2 separate regions of the Homo sapiens genome follow, and region 2 is linked to region 1. A link is a loop called in an ENCODE intact Hi-C map of the cell type or tissue named here. Cell type or tissue: GM12878. All regions are shown on one strand. Links, peaks and the distances in the headings refer to the core of each region. The heading gives the core; the rest is flanking DNA.

What was found. Peaks named below come from ENCODE experiments on the same cell type or tissue, not always from the same donor. Only the 100,000 strongest peaks of a DNase experiment are listed, where the experiment ranks them.
Region 2: it touches region 1 in a loop (7-fold over the local background); 2 of 110 quality-filtered maps call a loop at or near these places.

What each region holds. Positions count from the first base shown.
Region 1 is chr15:78,111,582-78,122,480 of GRCh38, reverse strand. The region is part of intron 2 of CIB2 (calcium and integrin binding family member 2); the gene reads left to right. Among named protein-coding and RNA genes, the nearest start is that of CIB2, 14 kb to the left of the region's middle. RefSeq lists an enhancer at 8,934-9,023. In GM12878, for the core only: a CTCF peak has its summit at 9,088 (motif pointing left); a DNase peak (open chromatin) is centred at 9,099.
Region 2 is chr15:78,478,080-78,488,978 of GRCh38, reverse strand. It overlaps IREB2 (iron responsive element binding protein 2), which reads right to left. Exons shown (of 22, transcript NM_004136.4): 10 at 10,582-10,682; 11 at 5,545-5,661; 12 at 4,059-4,218; 13 at 3,139-3,274; 14 at 1,162-1,246; 15 at 643-799; 16 at 208-332. Among named protein-coding and RNA genes, the nearest start is that of HYKK, 24 kb to the left of the region's middle. In GM12878, for the core only: a CTCF peak has its summit at 6,440 (motif pointing right); a DNase peak (open chromatin) is centred at 6,458.

The DNA.
Region 1 (10,899 bases), core at 7,881-10,380:
GGCATTCTTGTGGCACCTTTTACCTTTCAGAGTTCTTGGCATGGAGCCTCATTTGAGCCTCACAGGGAGCTTCGGGTTCCCTACCTTTGTAGATGCCAAGCCCAAGCTGCCTGTCTTCTGAGGCCCACGGCCATTTTCATTCTGGCAACAAAAGCCCCTTGCCTCGGCCTTTGCACTGGCTATCTCCACTCCCTGGAGTGTCCTTCGCCTCTCCTCTGCCCACAGCATTGCTATGCATCCTTCCAGACCCAACTCCAGAATCATCTCCTTTATAAGCACCCCCAACACCCTGCCACCCTAGTGCTATCCCAGCTGCTCTAACAGCCTGTTAGGGGCTCCTTGGGTTCCTGGACCCAGGGGCCCAGCTCCCCACCAGACTTGTGATCAGGCAGGACTAACAGGGAGCATGGCACCTGTTAGCCACCAGTGACCATATGAAGAGTGTGTGGGTGAAAGACAGGTAGGATTGGCTGAGGGAGAACATTCCAGGCTGGGGAGCAGCAGAGGTGAGACACAGGCCAGCTTCTCCTGCTCCCACTCCCACCCCCATCCTCCCGTGGTCTCATTGACAGCAGCAAGATTGCCTGTGTGGGGAAGAGGAGAGAGGAGCTTGAAGGCCAGTCCGGGAATCCGATCCAATATGATGGGCCTTTGGTGGTTGTTTTAGTCCATTCTCATGCTGCTATAAAGAACTGCCTGAGACTGGGTAATTTATAAAGGAAAGAGGTTTAATTGATTCATGGCTCCACATGGCTGGGGAGGCCTCAGGAAACTTACAATCATGGCAGAAGGGGAGGCAAACACATCCTTCCTCACATGGCGGCAGGAAAGAGAAGTGCTGGGCAAAGGGGGAGAAGCCCCTTATAAAACCATCAGATCTCGTGAGAACTCACTATCATGAGAACAGCCTCGGGGTAACTGCCCCCATGATTCAATTACCTCCCACCAGGTCCCTCCCATGACACGTAGGGATTATGGGAACTACAATTCAAGATGAGATTTGGGTAGGGACACAGCCAAACCATATCAGGGGTATCCCTGGCCCCTTGGAAAATGAGGGGCTCCAGGCAGGTGAGAGGGCTTGAGGAGAGGCGTCCTGGCTCCCCACAGCCCTGGCCTGCACCCCTCTGCACGCATCAGGACCCTAGGCTCTGTAATTCAACACCAGAGCAAAACCCAAGCCTGAGGCCCCGTCTGCAGCATGGGGATGACATTGCTTGCAGGAGCTGTTTTCTCACAGGCCCCTGTGTCTGGGAGGGCTGGGTGATGGTGTTATTAAACATGAAAAGAGCTACCTGGAGTTTGCTGCCCACCTGTCCACCCTCAGGGAAGGGTAGTTAAGACAAGACAGATTCGGGATTGCCTGTCCCTAGAGGGAACAGGCATGGCCATGATGGCTCAATTCCAGTTTCACCCCCCTTCGCTTTTCTCCAGCCTTCTCTGTGGAGAGGCCAGCATGACTGACTGCCCCTCCAGGAGAGCCCTCTCCACTGTTCACATCTCAGGTCCGGGTGACAAAACTGAGGCCTGGAGCCCAGAGAGGGCAAAGTCAGCTGCAGAGCCAGGCTATCCAGCCCCAGGCCATGCTCATCTTCCCTGCTCCCAAGGGCCTTTCAGGGATGCTACTCCCCACCCCCACCAGGATGGTTTTCTTGGTAAGCTGCTCCCTGCGTACTGACCAGATGGCTAGGAGGAAACTTGAGCAGGAGGTTTTTCTTTGCAGGTTGGGGCCCAGCTCTGTGGCAACTTTGGGGCAGTGATACCGAGTCACAGATAGCCCGCCTCCAATTCTCCTTCCCTCTGCCCTGCCCCCACCCAGGTAGATCCGATTGCTCCCCAGGACACAGCTCCTGCATTCCCACATTGAGGCCGAGTGGGCAGCCCACCCTATTCAGTCACCTTGCTTTTTATAGGTAAGAGCTTAGCACTTCAACTTCCCTTGTGCCCTAATTAGGCTGTGCTCTTTAATCAGCGGGACAGTAGTCCTTGTCCCCTTGGTACACAGAGAGGCCCACCCAGCCAGCACTCCAAGGTATTTGCCTACTTGTTATTTTATTGTTTATTTTCTCAACCTTTTAAAAACTTTGTGTAACCTATTTTAATTACTTACTACACATATACATAATGATTGTAGAAAAATTAGAAAATGAAGCCAGTCAAGAGAAGACAAAAAAAATTACCTGTAAGCCTATGACCCAGAAATAAGGCTGTTAATCTTTTGGTATATATTATGCCAGTGTTTTTCTTTTGTATGTGTTTATCAAAAAGTCAGATTGTGGTCGGGTACGTTGGCTCACACCTGTAATCCTAGCACTTTGAGAGGCCGAGGCCGGTGGATTACATGAACTCAGGGGTTTGTGACCAGTCTGGCCAACATGGTGAGACCCCTGTCTCTAAAAAAAAAATACAGAAATTAGCCAGGTCTGGTGGTGTGTGCCTGTAGTCCCAGCTCCTTGGGAGGCTGAGGTGGGAGAAGTGCTGGAGCCCAGGAGGTTGAGACCGCAGTGAGTTGAGATTGCACCACTGCACACCAGCCTGGGCAACAGAGCAAGACTCTGACTCAAAAAAAAAAAAAGGCAGATGGTATTGTTTTGTAATATGCTTAAAATTGGCCAGGCGCAGTGGCTCACTCCTTTAATCTCAGCACTTTGGGAGGCTGAGGCGGGTGGATCATGAGGTCAGGAGTTCAAGACCAGCCTGGCCAACATGGTGAAACCCCAACTCTACTGAAAATACAAAAATTAGCTGGGCATGGTGGTGTGTTCCTGTAGTCCCAGCTACTCAGGAGGCTGAGGCAGGAGAATTGCTTGAACCGGGACCCAGGAGGCGGAGGTTGCAGTGAGCCGAGATCATGCCACTTCACTCCAGCCTGGGCTACAAAGCGAGACTCCATCTCAAAAAAAAAAAAGTATATATATGCTTAAAATTGCTTTTCCTTAGGCAAATTGTAAAAGTAGATAAGAAAGCTAAAGAAAACAGTATGATGGATCCTCAAACACTTACAAATAAAATCACCACATGATCCAGCAATTCTACTTCTGGGTATATACCCAAAAGAATTGAAAGCAGAGTCTTGAGATGTTTGTACACCCACAATCATAGCAGCATTATTCACAAAAGGTGGAAGCAATCCATCAGCAAATGAATAGATGAACCAAACACGGTATAGACAGACAATAAAACACTATTCAACCTGCAAAAGGAAGGAGAGTCTGACCCATGCTACAACATGGATGGACCTTAAGGACATTATGCACAGTGAAATAAGCAGTCACAAAATGACATATACGATTCCACTTACATGAGGTACCTAGAGTAGTCAAATTCTTTTTTTTTTTTTTTTAAAGTCTGTGTCTCGCTGCAATCTCTGCCTCCCAGGTTCAAGCAATTCTCCTGCCTCAGCCACCCAATTAGCTGGGATTACAGGCGTGTACCAACACGCTCGGCTAATTTTTGTATTTTTAGTAGAGATGGGGTTCACCTTGTTGGCCAAGCTGATCTCGAACTCCTGACCTCAAATGATCCACCCGCTTCTGCCTCCCAAAGTGCTAGGATTACAGGCATGAGCCACCAGGCCTAGCCAAGTAGTCAAATTCTTAGAAACAGAAAGTAGAATAGTGGTTGCCAGGGGCTGGGAGGAGGGGGAATGGGAACTTATTGATTAGTACAGAGTTTCAGTTTTGGAAGATGGAGAGAGTTCTGGAGGTGGATCAGTGGTGGTGATGGTTGCATAATAATGTGAACATATTTAATATGCCACTGAACTGTACCCATCAAAATGGTTAAGATGGTACACTTTATGGCATGTGCATTTTACCACAATTTAGAAAAACTAATAATTAAGATGGTAAATTTTCTGTTATTTTATCACAATTTTTTTTTTTTTTTTTTTGAGACGGAGTCTGGCTCTGTCACCCAGGCTGGAGTGCAATGGCGCGATCTCGGCTCACTGCAACCTCTGCCTCCTGGGTTCAAGCAATTCTCCTGCCTCAGCCTCCTGAGTAGCTGGGGTTATAGGCACGCGCCACCAGGCCAGGCTGTTTTTTGTATTTTAGTAGAGACGGGTTTCACCATGTTGGTCAGGCTGGTCTCAAACTCCTGACCTCATGATCTGCCCGCCTTGGGCTTCCAAAGTGCTGGGATTACAGGCGTGAGCCACTGCCCAGCCATTTATCACAATTTTTAAAGTTAAAAAAAGATAAGAAAAAAGATCTTACTGTCCCCCTACTACCCAAGATAATCACTAACATTTTAGTGACCAGCCTTCCTCTTAGTCTTTCTTTTTGTGAGTATATAAATATATACAAGCTTTTTTAAAAAAAATGGGATTATACTGTACCTTCTGCTTTTTTCATTTAACATCTTGCGAACAACTTTCAATATCATTAGATATTCTGATACAATATTTTAAATGGCTGCATTTAATGGATATTTCTTAATTTGTATAGTTGAACATTTAGATTTCCAGCTTTTCACGATTTTAATTTGTACTTCAGTGAATATTCTTGTGGTACCATTCACATAACTGCACATATATGGGTATTTCCAACAAATTTCCTGATCAAAGATAATGGATATTTTTAAGACTTTTGCTTTTTCCTCCCACTGCTGTTATATGCTTTTTGTCTTCTGACCCCAGATCATTCAGTGAATAACCCAAGAGTCTGAAGCTCAGCTGCCTGTCAGGGGGGCCAGCATGCACTGTAAATAAATGAAGCTGTCTAGTCGGGTGGGAACTCTTTAGAACGGACACCTGCAGAAATAGCTGCTCCTTAGCCCCAGCTAGTTGTTGCCTTGGGGGAATTCAGACCATCTTGATTAAGAAACCCAGGTTTATAGTGTAAGATCTTTCAATCTGTATATGGTGGCAGCAAAATTCTAAATTTATTATTTCGACGTAATTTAATTATTTTAAAATGCTATATGGAAACTAGGCATGAATGGTGGATTGCTGGTTTGTGACTTTCAGAGGAATTAATCTTTTCCCCATTGATTTCAAATGCTGTGTCATGGGCTCATTCTCATTTACATTGGGATCTACCACTTCTACTAGTCTGCCTTGTAAATGCCAATGTCTGTTTCATACATTGTCCTTATTATAGCTTTAAACTGTTTTAATACCTGATAGGGAAAAATGTTTCCCCAGTTTCTCTTTTTTTTCAGGGTTCCCCTGCAACACTCCTACATTTATTCTTTTAAACAAACTTTTTTTTTTTTTTTTTTTTTTTTTTTTTGCCAGTAGCTTGAAGAAACACTTAACCAAACACACTTTTGAATTGGGCTGGCTAGATCCCAAATAGATCATTTGCAGGTTTTGATTAGGGTCATATTCATTTTATAGAAAAATGAACAGATCATCGTCATCATTACAGCATTAAGTCTTTCCGATCAGGAATGCACAATAGTTATCTAAGTACCTAAAATATTTTTATATCTTTTGTTAAACTTTCATGGTTTTTTTGATACTTCAAAATTAGTACATTTTATACCAATTTTATACTTAGTTGTGTTTTTTTTTTTGGTTCTTTTAAATTGTGAATTCATTTTTTTTAATTAAAAAAAATTATAGAAACAGTCTCACTGTGTTGCCCAGGCTGGTCTCAAACTCCTGGCCTCAAGCAATCCTTTCCCCTTGGCCTCCCAAAGCACTGGGATTACAGGCATGAGCCACTGCACTCAGCCAAATCCTACTTTTGAAAAGGCTAATGTTAATACATAATAGAAAAACTATTGTGTAGAAAGGCTTCTGAACTCTTTCTATTTCAAATAGTCTTTAAGCTAATTATTTTTGGTTTTCCAGTAAATGGTAACTTGCCTCCTCTCCAGTATTTAAGTGTACTATTTTACTGTCTTAACTAATTACATTCCTCTCTCAGTATCTGTGGGGGATAGGTTCTAGGACCTCCCAAGGATACCAAAAACTGCAAATGCTTAAGTCCCTATATAAAATGGCATATTATTTGCATATAACCTTATCCACTTTGCACATCCTTCTGTATAATTTTTTTTTTTTTTTGTCAGGCAGGATCTCTGTCGCCCAGTCTGGAGTGCAGTGGTGCGATCATGGCTCACTGCAGCCTCAAACTCCTGGGCTCAAGTGGTCCTCCCACCTCTGCCTCCCAAGTAGCTGGGACTATAGGCACATACCACCATGCCTGACTAATTTATATATATATATTTTTTGTAGAGACAAGGGTGACACTGTTTTGCCCACGCTGGTCTCAAAACTCCTAGGCTCAAGTGATTGGCTCGCCTCGGCCTCCCAAAGTGCTGAGATTGCAGGTGTAAGCCACCGTGCCCAGCCCCTCCTATATACTTTAAATCGGCACCTCCTGTATACTTTAAATCATTACTACATTACTTATAACACCTAATACAATGTAAATGCTGTGTAAAGAGTTGCTATACTGTATTGTTTAAGGAATAATGACAAGAAAAAAAATCTATACATGTTTAGCGTAGATGCAATTTTTTTTTTCCAAATATTTTCTGTCTTCAGTTGACTCACATATGCAGAACTCATGGACCTGGATGGCGAATAGTACATTGATTAGTGCTCCTGGGGAGAAATGTTATATAATAATGGTGATTATAGGCATCCCACATTGATGGGTATATCCCCAGTATATACAAAAATTAGCCGGGTGTGGTGGCGGGCGCCTGTAGTCCCAGCTACTCAGGAGGTTGAGGCAGGAAAATTGCTTGAACCCAGGAGGCGGAGGCTGCAGTGAGCTGAGATTGAGCCACTGCACTCCAGCCTGGGTGACAGTGCAAGACTCAAAAAAAAAAAAAAAAAAAAAAAAAGAGAAGGAGATACCCTTTTGTTTCTGCTCCTAAGCAGAAACTCCTTTTGTTTCTGTTTTACTAAGAATTTTAAGTTTTTTTAATTGACAAAACAACATATACTTTAAAATACTTTTGACCAGGTGCGGTGGCTCATGCTTGTAATCTCAGCACTTTGAGAGGATGATGTGGTGGATCACTTGAGGTCAGGAGTTCGAGACCAGCCTGGCCAGCATGACGAAACCCCATCTCTACTAAAAATATAAAAAAATCAGCCGAGTGTGGTCGCATGCCCCTGTAATTCCAGCTACTTGGGAGGCCGAGGCATGAGAAAATCACTTGAACCCTGGAGGCAGAGGTTGCAGTGAGCCAAGATTGCGCCACTGCACTCCAGCCTGGGCGAAAGAGCGAGACTCTGTCTCAAAAAATAAATAAATAAATAAATAATTACTTCTAAAATTTCAAATAATTGAGAAGTAGGTGAAATAACAAGTAAAAGTTAGCCTCCTTCTTTTCACATTTCTCTACTCCCACCTCCCAGGGACTATCAGTGTAAACATGTAGTATATAACTTCTCAGATATTTTTCTGTATTCACATATACAGTCATAAATGCATCTATCAAATTGGTCAAAATGTTTTTTGCTTAATATGATTTGTAGCCACAGATTTCCAAATATTGAACTATCTTTGCATTCTGGAATAAATCCTACATGATCCTAACATATTATTCTTTTAAAGTCTTAGATTTGATTTACCAGTATGCTATTTTTTTCTTTCTTTACTTATCTTTTTTTTTTTTAGAGACAGGGTCTCACTCTGTTGCCCAGGCTAGAGATCCTCCTACTTTAGCCTCCTGAGTAGCTAGGACTACTGATGCATATCACCACATCCACCTAATTTTTAATTTTTTTTTTTTTTTTGTAGAGACATGGTCTCACTACATTGCTCAGGCTGGTCTCAAGCTCCTGGCCTCATGCAATTCTCTCACTTTGGCCTCCCAAAGCACATTTAGATTACAGTCATGAGCCACTGTGCCTGGCCCCCAGTATGTTATTTTATAAGACTTTTTCATCTATCTATGCAAGTGCCATTGGTCCATTCTGGATGCTACATATTAGGTTCTTGTATCAGGGTTCTTGTTAACTTTGTAAAATAAAGTGAGAGTTTTCACATTTCTTGCCTCATACTCGGGGGCAGTTCAAGTAGCGTAAGTATGGTTTCTGGTCCTGGATGTTACAGTAGGACTAATATATAACTCTTCTTGAATTCAGTGCCCTTTATTGGGGGAGAGGTGACAGAGATGTGGTTCTTTGACAATGCTTAGAGTTTCTTTCACAGTGATTTGGGTTTTCAAATTCTCCTTGGATTTTTCTTTAAAGAAAAATTCCAATGTGATTTTAGTTACTGTTTTAGAACAGATCTGTGTCCCAGGGTAGAAGCTGGCCTTCCCACCCCAGAGGATACCTCCTCAACCCTGCCAAGCACCCATAGCCTCTCTCCCTAGTCCACCCCTTCCAGGGAGCCTCTGACGTGGCAGGCAGCATGCTAAAAGCTGCCAGTTGAAGGCCAGTGGTTTTATGAACATCCAGGGGTGAGAACAGTAGAATAGCCCCTGCTTTACTGATAGAGAAACTTATCCTTCAGTGGATTAACCCACTTACCCACACTGCTAATGAGAGGTGTAGGCAGGGCTCCAACCTCAGCCTGACTTCATGCTCCTGCTGCAGCCATCCCACAAAACTTCAGAGGTGTAGGCCAACCCCTAGAAACACTCCAACATCACACTGCCACATATGAGGTGGGGTCAAGGTCAAGTGGGAAATGTAGCAGTTGGAAGCACAATGGATATGTCAAAGTACCAGATGCATGAATTATGAAAGAAGATGCCTTGTAATCCCAGCACTTTGGGAGGCCGAGGTGGGCGGATCATGAGGTCAGGAGATTGAGACCATCCTGGCTAACACGGTGAAACCCCATCTCTACTAAAAGTACAAAAAATGTGCCGGGCATTGTGGCAGGCGCCTGTAGTCCCAGCTACTCAGGAGGCTGAGGCAGGAGAATGGCCTGAACCCGGGAGGCGGAGCTTGCAGTGAGCCGAGATCGCGCCACTGTACTCTAGCCTGGGCGACAGAGCGAGACTCCGTCTCAAAAAAAAAAAAGAAAGAAAGAAAGAAAGAAGATGCATGAATTTTGAAACAAGTGGTTGTTCCTTATTTGGGGACAGTGTAAAAAAAAAAAAGTAGTTTTCCTCTATGCAAGAAATAGGAGCAAAGAAAGTCCTTGAGTGCCCTCTTGTGGAGAGTCTCAGCTTGATCCCACCGCCCTGGCATTTGCTGAGCCTCCTCCCACCCAAAGTACAAGTTTAGGGGTTTTCCCCTCCTGCTCTGTCTCCAAGTCATGGCACATCCTTGTAATTTCAGACCCTTTTATAGGAATGTGCGACTGGCAAAGTGGGCATGTGGCATTTTACTGTTCATTTGCCCTGGACAGGCTCTGAACCAGCAGATGATGTGCTTACCAGGGCTTGACTTGCAGGGAGGAGCCAAGTGGTTGGTGTCCAGAGGTCCTGGGTTCAAGTCCTGTTCCCACTGCTCATTGGCTGTGTAGGATGGGGAAGACACTTGATTCTTGAGCCTCAGTTTTCCCTACCTGAAAATGGGAGACTAATATCTACCTCTCAGGGTGATTTGGGGATTAAAATAAGTAAAGCAATCCACAGAGAAGATTAGTTCAGGGCCTGGCACAGAGTAAGCACTTGCTAAACGATAGCTGGTGTTATTATCTGTTTGAGCTGGGTAAGTAGTCAGGTGCCTTGCTAAGGACAGTAGGCAGCAGGACCACAAGAACTGGTAGAACCCAAGGAAGGTTGGGTGGCTGTGCTGAATGGCTTGATAAAGGTGGGCCTGGGGTGTGTCACAGGGTCAAGCCACTTAAAAGGAGACCTGGGCTGATCTGGCTTTGGGGGTGGCAGGGCCGGCCCAAGCCTGGGAGATACAGGGTCATACCTAATCCATTCACCAGCAGCCTAGGACATCACTTTAGGCAGGTTACCTACCTCAGCCCACAGTCAATGCCCCTTACACTTGTCCCACCCATGGCAGCACTTAATGGACACAATTTTTGTTTTTAGAGGCAGGGTCTCGCTCTGTTGCCCAGGCTGGAATGCAGTGGGGCAATCATAGCTCACTGCAGCCTCCAACTCCTGGGCTCAAGCTCAAGTGATCCTCCAGCCTCAGCCTCCCAAGTAGCTATGACTGAGCCACGATATCCAGCTAATTTTTTTTTCATTTTTGTAGAGACAGGGTCTTGCTGTGTTGCCTAGGCTGGTCTCAAACTCTGGGCCTCAAGTGGTCCTCCCACCTCAGCCTCCCAAAACACTGGGTTTACAGGCATAGGCCACCACATGCAGCTCACAATGTCATCTAAATACAATTTGTACCTGTCTTGGGATGGGGGGCTATTCTCTGGGATGACAGGGACCTGGACAAGTGGACATAGGGCAAAGAAAGACTGAATAATGGGCAGGGGGCGGGGAGGAAGGGAGCTTCCAAGTGAGACAGTGCCAGGATGCCTTACACCTTTGAGGGTCCATGCAGCTTGTTGAGGTGGGCTTGATTTCCTGGAGGCTGGGACAGGAGCTAGGGACCTGACCCATCAGTGAGGAGGGAGGGCCAGGCCCACCAGGGTAGCAGCCTGGGTCCCGATGGCCCCCAGTTAGAGAGTTTATGGGTGACCCATTCATAGGGGCTTCCTGAGGGTGTGAGGACTGCTGAGAGCTCTCCCAGAGAGACCCAACCCTCAGGGCTTAAGTTGGGGTGGTGGGGCCACGAAGTGGGCCCAGGCTTTGATGGACCCTCAGGAGTGTAAGGGGGAAGAGTGGCTAAGAGTTTCTGCTTGGATTTCCCATCTTGGGCTCAACCCATGGCCCTTGATGCTCCCTAGTTATGTGGCCTTAGACAAATCACTCTTAACCTCTTCAGCCCTGTTTGCTGAGCAGTAAGCTGGGGTCAGGATGCATCTGTCTGCACAGTGATGTGGAGGAGGATTAAATTAGGTGATGTGTTAAGTGCTTAGCACAGTATCCTGAGCATAGAAAACCCTTATGAGAGCCCAA
Region 2 (10,899 bases), core at 4,964-7,463, 370 kb before region 1:
CAAAGTGTCGGGATTACAGGCGTGAGCCACTGTGCCCAGCCGCCATTTTCTTTTTAACTACAGATTCCAGATACAAACTTACTATTACACATTAAAAACTGTATTCAAAATAATGTAATTTTAATTTTTATTCTATTCAGAAGATATATGAAATAAAAGAACACTGCAAATTGATTAAACTATTTAAGAAACACATAAGACTCTTACTTCTATTTTATCTTTTAATGCTTTAAACATGGATAGTATAACATGTTCTTCCTCTACTCGATGAACTTCTTCTCGACTAGGCCAAATATCATGCAGGTAAATGTTCTTGCCGGTGGGGTCAGTACCTGGTTAAAATTTTTGAACATGATACTCAGTAAAAAAATAACTCTGAAAATGTTCATACCTTTTCAAAGACATATCATGGAAATCAAGTAAATGATTCAACAGGGTGCTTCAGGCTTAAGCGGCTGGAAGAACTAATTACCTGTACATTTTATTTTCTTCACATAAACACAGAAATTAATAACTATACATTATCATACGTCTTCCTGAAATAATTCAAAGAATAGATGGTCTAAGAAACATTTCAAAAATATAACGACTTCCATTGGGAAAAGTATGTGTAGGTATACATATACATAAAGGAAAAGATACCTAAAGGTTCTGTCTGGAAATCTATATTCACTGTGCCTGCTATGGCATAAGCTACCACTAAGGGTGGAGAGGCAAGATAATTGGCACGAACACAATCACAAAGACGACCTTCAAAATTTTTGTTTCCAGATAAAATTCCACAGGTAACCAAATCACCCTGAAAAAAACACAAACACACAAACAAATAAATTCAATTCTAGAGATGGTACAAATCTGGATAATCATATATAAGCAATCTTAAAGTCTGAGGGCGAGATTAACCAAAAAACATATTACTAATTTTTAAATATAGAACTATGCATCTTGCAAATAAACTAAATCAATTCCTTGTATTATGAAGGAATTATTTCAAGGATCTACAAATGATTCATTGAATCATTTAAAGATTCACAGGTTACTATTGCCAAGAGGTGCAGAGTTTACAGAAATATAAACACATCAATATATATTTTCTATAATTTAGTAACAAAACATAGTTAAGAAAATCATTTAGATGTCTTGCCAATCCACACATTTTACCTGTTTTACTGCATTTAAAACTGCGTCTGATAAGGGTGCTGTATTTCCCACACAAATTGAACATCCATAGCCAACGATTTCAAATCTGCATTTCAAAAAAAAAGTGACTGAATAGCACATCACAACATTTATAGAGAAAGGACAAGTCTTATCTTGTATTTCTATCACTGTAATAAGATTACTTAAAAGACTATTCATGACACATGGATTAACCTTCATCAATATATTCACCTCAGAAGATTCTGAGCAATCAAGTCTAACTCTCAGGCATGCTATTTGAACCAGCTCACTGCAGCCTTAACCTCCTGGGCTCAAGCAATCCTGCTCCTTGGCCTCCTAAGTAGCTGGGGCCACAGGCGCTCGCCACCAGGCCCAGCTAATTTTTTTATTTTTTGTAAAATAAAAAATAAAAATGCTCAGGCTGGTCTCAAAGGTGAATGCAAACCTTTGAAGAGCCTTAATAGCACTTATCACTGTACAAGAGAATTCCCCCAAATACTACTTGCTAGGAATATAACATGACCTTTTAAAATAATTGATACTGTACTTCCATCCAAGAGTTTAAAATGTAAAGAGGACCTGGCTATAATAACCTGACCAAAGGTCCCAAAAGAGGCATTGATTGTAATTGGGCACTCTGATAGGAGTAATCTCTCAATTATCAACCAGTTAAACCCAAGAAGAGTCTCTGACAATAAATCCAAGATAATATAACCAAAAGATTACAGGCACAGTCCTCTAAATTACTTTCAGATGCTATTCTAAAAGCAAAAAAGTCTAAAATTTATCAGTTTTGCAATGGAATTGATGACTCATATGTTCCAAAATACACACCGAAAATATAACTAGGCTGGGTGTGGTGGCTCAGGCCTGTAATCCCAACACTTTCGGGGGCCAAGACGAGCCGATCACTTAAGGGAACAAGTTTGAGACGAGCCTGGCCAACACAGTGAAACTCTGTCTCTGCTAAAAACATAAAAATTAGCTGGGTGTGGTGGTGCACACCTGCGGTCCCAGCCACTCAGGAGGCTGAGGTAGGAAGACTGATTGAGCCTAGGAGGTCGAGGCTGCAATGAGCTGTGATTGCACCACTGCACTCCAGTGTGGGCAATAGAGCAAGACACTGTCTCAAAACCAAAAAATCCCCACACAACTAGCATCAATTGTTTTGGATTACATAAAAAACATAGGTTACTTTTTTTTTTTTCTTTTTGAGATGGAGTCTCGCTCTGTCGCCCAGGCTGGAGTGCAGCGGCACGATCTGGGTTCACTGCAACCTCCGCTTCCCAGGTTAAAGCAATTCTTCTGCCTCAGCCTCCTGAGTAGCTGGGACTATGGGTGTGCGTCACCACGCCTGGCTAATTTTGGTATTTTTTGTGGAGACGGGGTTTCACCATATTGGCCAGGCTGGTCTCAAACTCCTGGCCTCATGATTTGCCTGCCTCGGCCTCCCCAAGTGCTGGGATTACAGGCGTGAGCCACCGCGCCCAGCCCAAAAAACATAAGTTACTTTCTCCAAAGTTCAGGGACAATTTAAACTTATGTATTATAGACCCAATAACCTCATAAAACTAAAATTAAGACAATTTTCAGTTAATAAATGCAAACTATAAGATTTCTTTCTTTTTTGAACTGACCTACACAACTCACAGAAATTGTGCATACTTGGTATCGTTTCTTACACTGTAACTGTTATTTGGTTGTACTTGTTTGTCTTGTCTTCCCAACTAAGTATCTTGAAGCTAAGACCACATCTCCTACTTCTGTGTATCCAACCTGGTGCTTTGCTCATTTGATATGCCCAATAAGTGTTTCCTGAGTGATAAGGCATCAAAAATTGTATGGTAATGGCAAGGTAGCAAGTAAAACTAAAGCATATTTTTTCTATCTTCTCTTTGTATATGAAAGGCACAAACAAGCAGCTTCAGTACCTACTGAACACCAATATCAATATGAAGTGCGATAGCTGTTACTTACCCAAGCTTACTTAGATATGGTAATACTCCACTTGAACTGAGGTAATGTGTAACCATCCCACTGCCTGGAGATAAACTTGTTCTTATATAAGGTTTAACACGCAGACCAGCTTCAACAGCCTTTTTAGCCAAAAGACCTGCACAGCCAACAAACAATGATTTATTATGGCAATGTTTCTTTCCCTCTCTCACCCATATTAAAGTAAAAAGTGAGAAGTAATTTATTTAACAGATTAAAGTATGAATTCATAAACTTACTGTCATTATTTTGTCCACTTTATTCTACTGATTTGCTTCATTTACAACAAATTTAAAATTACAGCCTTTATGTTGAAAATTATTAAGATACAGGCTGACATCATTCACACAGAGTAAACAAAAGGTGCACATATATAAGTACATGTTAACAAAACCATTTTTTCTCTTTCTTCTTTTTTCTAAAGCAAACCATTTTAAAGTCATAATTACAATAAGAGCAATGTAACACATTATACATGGTTTTATACAACTAAGGAATTGTTCCAATGGGCATACAAATTAATTTCATTTACAATCCTTGCCAAGACAATGATCTTTTACTACTTTTATAACTTTTAATGAAATCTACCACACTGTTATGGTTAACTTCTAGATAATCAAGAAATACCTGCTAATTAACTATAGTTCTAAATTAACAAGAGAAGCAGATACAACCTAAAATTAATTGACAGGTAAGTTATAGTAAACAGTAAATTTACCTTCGGTGTAATAAAAACAACATAAATCAAACTCAGGCTCCTTAAGACCTAACTAAAATACTAGAAAGTCTCTCAATATCAAATGTAGACACTCATGCATCATCTAAGAAACAAAGTTACAATAACAGAAAAGCCAACAATAATTAAGGAAAAAGAAAAAGTATGGCCATAAACCACAACCCACCTGCAGCAAGCATGACAGATGGATTGCAATTATTGGTACAACTGATAACTGCAGCAATGACCACTGATCCATGAGACAGCTTATATTCACTTCCTTCATAATGAATGGAGACAATATCCTTTTGTTTTTCAGCTGCAATTTGGAAGCCTTTAAATCCAACCTATACAAATTTCCACAAAAATATAAACTAAATATTCTGGGTATGTACAGAATAAAAGACTGGCAGAAAACATAGCAGATACCGGACATTTGATGATTTAACATTAAAAATCCTTTTTGTGAGTGATGCTAAAGGCCCATAACATTCAGTAGTTGTAATTCAGCTGAAGCATAAATCTGCATGGGCACGACAGGAGTCTGGTGATGTTCACAAGCAAAACTTTTATCTACTAAGCGAGTCCAGCCTACCACCCAGAATCCAGATCTCATTTGGCTTTGTTGTTCTTAATCATCCCTGTTTATAGTAATTCTCAAGAGATGGCAGAAATTTTTTTCTGTTAAAATGACCCCGAAGATTTCCTCCAAAGGGATCCTATGTGTGTGAGTGTAGCATAGCTGAAACAAGATTGGCTATGAGTTGCTAATTATTGAAGCTAATTGACAGGTACATGGCAATTCAGTGGACTATTTTGTTTTTGTACAAGTTTAACACTTTCTGAACAAAAAGTCAAGAAATCATAAAAAGAAAGGCTCTGAAAGGAAAGCCAAGTACTAGAGATCTCAGAATAGAGAAAGTGACAAGACTAAAACTGTGATTCTCAGACAGAAAATACAAACCCTCAAAAGCCAGAGACCACTTGCTACTCGGTCACATTTACCAAATTTTATGACTGTAGGCCAGGTGCGGTGGCTCATGGCTATAATCCCAGCACTGTTGGGAGGCTGAGGTGGGCAGATCACTTGAGGTCAGGAGTTGAAGACCAGTCTGGCCAACATGGTGAAACCCTGTCTCTACTAAAAATACAAAAATTACCCAGGAATGATGGTAGACTCCTGTAATTCCAACTACTTTGGGGGCTGAGGCAGGAGAATCGCTTGAGCCCGGGAGGGGGGAGGTTGCAGTGAGCCGAGATTGTGCCACTGCACTCCAGCTTGGGCAACAAAGTGAGACTCTGTCTCAAAAAAAAAAAAAAAAGTTTCTGTGATGATGTAACTATTCAATTATCTATGCTGTTCATCAATACAAGACCCATATGTATTCAGCATTTAAAAATGAGACTACTGTGACTAAGAAACTCAATTTTAAATTGTATATAATTTTAATTTAAATAGACACAATCAATCTCTGATCCTCACAATGGAACTGGGAACAAGCTTACCTAATGACTGACTTGCACATTAGACAGAAGGAAAATAAGGGGGCTGCTGGTGTGTGCCATAATATATAAAACATAGCAGTGAATTGAGTTTATGGGTCACCTTGTTGGTTCTTTACTACTTAGCACAAAGCGGGTTGAAAAACACGGATAAGAATAAAGTAACCTACCTTTTCATTTAAGCAAGCCTGGAAATCGCTTTTCATATCTGTCACAGCAACTCTATCCTGAGGTCTTTTTGGACCACTAACAGATGGAACTATTGAATTCAGATTAATCTGGATCACCTAAGAAATGAGAAAGAGAAAGAACAAGGAATTAGAATTAATTCCTTACGACAGATTCCAATTGAAGCATTACTTTCTAAAGCAGAGTAAGTATATTCGTATTTATTTTAATGCAATTTATTTTAATAGTATAATACACCCTCAACCCCAAGAAATAAAGATTTTAAAACAAGCACATTTAAATGTACGAAACATGAAAATTTGCTAAAATCAAGACTAGTAGATCAGTATGCAATTAAACTACCACAACACCAATTGTACTGCATATACAAAATCTGGGGCCGGGCGCGGTGGCTCACACCTGTAATCCCAGCACTCTGGGAGGCCGAGGTGGGCAGGTCACGAGGTCAGGAGATCAAGACCATCATGGCTAACACAGTGAAACCTCGTCTCTACTAAAAAATTAGCCGGGCGTGGTGGTGGGCGCCTGTAGTCCCAGCTACTCGGGAGGCTGAGGCAGGGGAATGGCGTGAACCCAGGAGGCGGAGCTTGCAGTGAGCCAAGATCGCGCCACTGCACTCCAGCCTGGGTAACACAGCGAGACTCCGTCTCAAAAAAAAAAAAAACCTGGTTTCCCAAGTGTTTTTTCCCACAAAGATAAACACTGTCTTAACAGATGTCCAATGATAAAATAGATGCCTATGCCAGCTATCAACTTATTGCCTCTGAGCTCCAAATCTACCCTCCTGCCCGCTCTGTGATCACAGAGGTAAACGGTTAGTAAACATTTCTCCTTTGTCAGCACACATGATGTGAAGAATGTGAAGACTGGTCACTAGAGGGTGCTGAAGGGACACAGCAGAGAAAGCGTTCTTTTTCCTGTTCCAGAGGGTTTCACTGGCCAGCCTGCTGCAACTCAGGGTTCTATTCCTTGGTTAAGAAACGTATTTTTTGTTAAAAATCCCACTTCCAACTAGATTCCTATTTATTTCTTCTGGCATTTCTATCGTTTCCTTCATGCATTTTATGTGAATATAACCATCTTGAAACTTTTCATCATGGCTTTCAACATTATTTTATATCCCTGTTTATTCTGACTGATCCAACTACTTACACTGTATTTATTTATTATTATTATTATTTTTATTGTGAAAGGGTCTCACTCTGTTGCCCAGGCTGGAGCGCAGTGGCACAGTCAGGACTAAATGCAGCCTCAACCTCCTGGGCTCAAGTGATCCTCCCGCCTTAGCCCCACAAGTAGCTGGGACTACAGGCATGCGCCACCACGCCTGGCTAAGTGAATTTTAGCAGAGGTGAGGTCTCACTATGTTGCCCAGGCTGGTCCTGAGCTCAAGCAATCCTCCCGCCTCAGCCTCCCAAAGTGCTGGGATTACACGCAAGAATAACCACACCTGGCTTACTTATACTTTCATTTAATGGATTCAGGCGATCCTAGTCTTTGCCCATAAATATCCATTTAAGAAGTTTCTCTTGAAATCAACATCCTAATGATTTTAGTTTTATTTCTTTACATGGTCAGGTTTGTTTTTTGTTTTTTTCTTAAGAGACAGGGTCTTGGGCCGGGCGCGGCGGCTCATGTCTGTATCCCAGCAATTTGAGAGGCTGAGGCGGGTGGATCACTTGAGGTCAAGAGTTTGAGACCATCCTGGCCAACACGGTGAAACCCCATCTCTACTAAAAATACAAAAAATAGGCCGGGCGCGGTGGCTCAGGCCTGTAATCCCTGCACTTTGGGAGGCCGAGGCAGGCGGATCATGAGGTCAGGAGATCGAGACCATCCTGGCTAACACGGTGAAACCCCGTCTCTATTAAAAATACAAAAAAAAAAAAAAAATTAGCGAGGTGTGGTGGCGGGCACCTGTAGTCTCAGCTACCTGGGAGGCTGAGGCAGGAGAATGGCATGAACCTGGGAGGCAGAGCTTGGAGTGAGCCAAGATCGTGTCACTGCACTCCAGCCTGGTGACAGAGCGAGATTCTCTCAAAAAAAAAAGCCGGGCATGGTGGCGCATGTCTGTAATCCTAGCTACTCAGGAGGCTGAGGCAGGAGAATCACTTCAACCCAGGAAATGGAGGTTGCAGTGAGCCGTGATCACGCCACTGCACTCCAGCATGGGTGGGTCTTGCTATCGCTCAAGGCTGGAGTGCATTGACTCGATCATAGCTCACTGCAGCTTCAAACTCAGGGGCTCGGGCCATCCATCCCCTTTCTCTAGGGACAGGGCCTTGCTTATGATGCTAGTCCTGAACTTCTGGCCTTAAGTAATCCTCTTGCCTTGGCCTCCCAAAGGGTTGTAATTACAGGCATAAGCCACCACACCTGGTCTGCTGGGAAATTTTTTTTTTTTTTTGAGACAGAGTCTCGCTCTGTTGCCCAGGCTGGAATACAGTGGTGCCATCTCAGCTCATTGCAACCTCTGTCTCCCAGGTTCAAGCAATTCTCCTGCCTCAGCCTCCTGAGTAGCTGGGACTACAGGCGCATGCCACCATGCCCAGCTAATTTTTTGTATTTTTAGTAGAAATGGGGTTTCACCGTGTTACCCAGGATGGTCTGGACCTCCTGACCTCATGATTTGCCTGTTTCGGCCTCCCAAAGTGCGGGCCTCCCAAAGTGCTAGGATTACAGGCGTGAGCCACCACGCCCGGCCAGACATTTTTTTTTTTTTTTTTTTTAAGACAGTCTCATTCTGTTGCCCAGGCTGAAATGTAGTGGTGTCATCTCAGCTCACTGCAACCTCCGCCTTCTGGGTTCAAGCGATTCTCATGCCTCAGCCTCCTGAGTAGCTGGGATTACAGGCCCCCACCACCACACCTGGCTAATTTATTTTTTTGTATTTTTAGTAGAGATGGGGTTTCACCATGTTGGCTAGGCTGGTCGTGAACTCCTGACCTCAGGAGGTGATCTGCCTGCCTCAGCCTCCCAAAGTGCTGGGATTACAGGCGTGAGCCACCGCACCTGGCCAAGGGTTTTTAACAGGCATATTTATTTCATTTTATTCTACCACCAAAGTTTTCCCATTGTTCTTATTCTTTCCATTTATGGATTTTAAAAAATGTGAACAAGGAAAAAAAATGGACAAAGCACTAGATCTAATAGAGGTGAAAATGATTGGAAAATGATCAGAAGTAAAAAGATTTGCCCAAAGTAGCACACAAATTCAATTTCTATGGGTCCTATATGGATTCATTTATTCACCTAACACGTTTACTGAATATCTACTATGTGCCAGCAATTGTTCTAGGAGCTGGGGATACAATACCAAACCAAAGTTCCTGTCCTCATGGAGTTTAATGAACAGTTAACCAAAACTGTAAAACCATGTTGTTAGAAATCCTTGACACACTCCTAGAAAATGAATTTTATTAAAATTAAGGCTTCCCTGGAAGTGAATTCTGCCTATTTTGATATAAATTTCCAACAGATTTTTTTTTTTTTTTTTAGACACTGTCTCATTCTGTTGCCCAGGCTAGAGTGCAGTGGCATGACCACAGCTCACTGCAGCCTTGACCTCCTGGGCTCAAGCCATCGTCCCTACTCAGCCTCCTGAGGATGTGGAACCACGGGAGCATGCCACTACTCCTGGATAATTTCAGTATTTACTTAGATTGTAAAATATCTTTAAAACTAACAAGTAAGACTGCATAATAGTGTATACCTTTAATAGCGGAATTTTGCAAAATACACAAGTAAACCAGATGCAGATAACATCGAAACTGATTATTCTGAAGGGAGATATTACTCTTATCATAAAGTAGAAATAAATTAGAGCAAGAATTAAGAGTCACTACTATTATTTTAAACACTAAAAAATTAGACTTCATAGGCTGGGCTTGGTGGTTCACACCTGTAATCCCAGCAATTTGAGAGGCCAAGGCAGGAGGAATTGCTTGAGGCCAGGAGTTTAAGACCACCCTAAGCAACACGGCAAAATCCTCTCTCTACCAAAAAAAAAAAAAAAATCCAAAAACCACAACTAGACTTCATAAGATATTACAAAATTCACTATAATAAAACTCTATGTAAAATTAATGAATAAAACAAAAGCACTGGGCTACAATAACATTACTTAAATAATAATAATAATGATAGCTACCCCCTCAGCCAGGTCCAGTGGCTCATGCCTGTAATCCCAGCACTCTGGGAGGCCAAGACTAGAGAATCCCCTGAAACCAGAAGTATGAGACCAGCCTGGGCAGTAAAATAAAATGAGACCCTGCCCAGGGTCCAAAAAATAATAATATTAAAAAAATAGTAATATTAAAACAAAACAGGGGTTAAGCATGGTGGTGGCTCATGTCTGTAATCCCAGCAAGGTGGGAGCTTGAGCACAGAGGTTGAGGCTACAGTGAACCATGATTGTGCCACTGCACTCTAGTCTGGTGAAAGAGCCGGACTGGGTCTCAAAAAGCAAAACAAAAAGATTAGCTACCCCTTATTGAGCATTTACTATGTGCCTGGAACTATTCTATGAATTTGTTTTTAATATCTAAGAATCCTTAGAGGTAGATATTGTCATATCTAACAGATGAGAAAACTGAGGCAGAAAGGCTAAATAAATTGCCCAAGGTTATACAGCTAACACGTCTTAGAGCTGGGATTCAAACCCAGGTGGTCAGGTACTCTAGAATTTATTATTATTATTTTTTTCCTTTTTGACACAAGTCTCACTCTGTTACCTAGTCTAGAGTGCAGTGGCACAATCTCAGCTCACTGCAACTTTCTTTCGCCCCACAGGCTCAAGTGATCCTCCCACCTCAGCCTCCCAGGTACTTGGGACCACAGGCGCAAGCCATGCCCAGCTAATGTTTGTAGTTTTTTTGCAGTGACAGGGTTTTACCATATTGCCCAGGCTGGTCTCAAACTCTTGAACTCAAACAATCAACCCACCCCAACCTTTCAAAGCGCTGGGATTACACCACAATTTACACTCTTTGCTACGAGGTGGGTTATTCTGCATATACCTGGGAGTATTCAGGTTCTCCTGAAGAATTCTGGTCATTTCGAAACAATTTCACAGCTTTAAGGTATGTTTCCATTGATTCGAGTTTGGCTTTGCTAAAACCTAAAACGAAGATGAACAAAACAACAAAATGCAGTGAGAAATTTATTTAGTTATTATTTTTTTCAGACAGGGTTTCACTTTGTTGCCCAGGCTGGAGCGCAGTGCTGCAATCACAGCTCACTGCAACCTTGACCTCCCGAGCTCAAGCAATCCTCCCATGTCAGCCTCCCAAGTAGCACCCCACCGTGCCTGGTTAATTTTTTTTTTTTTTTTTTAC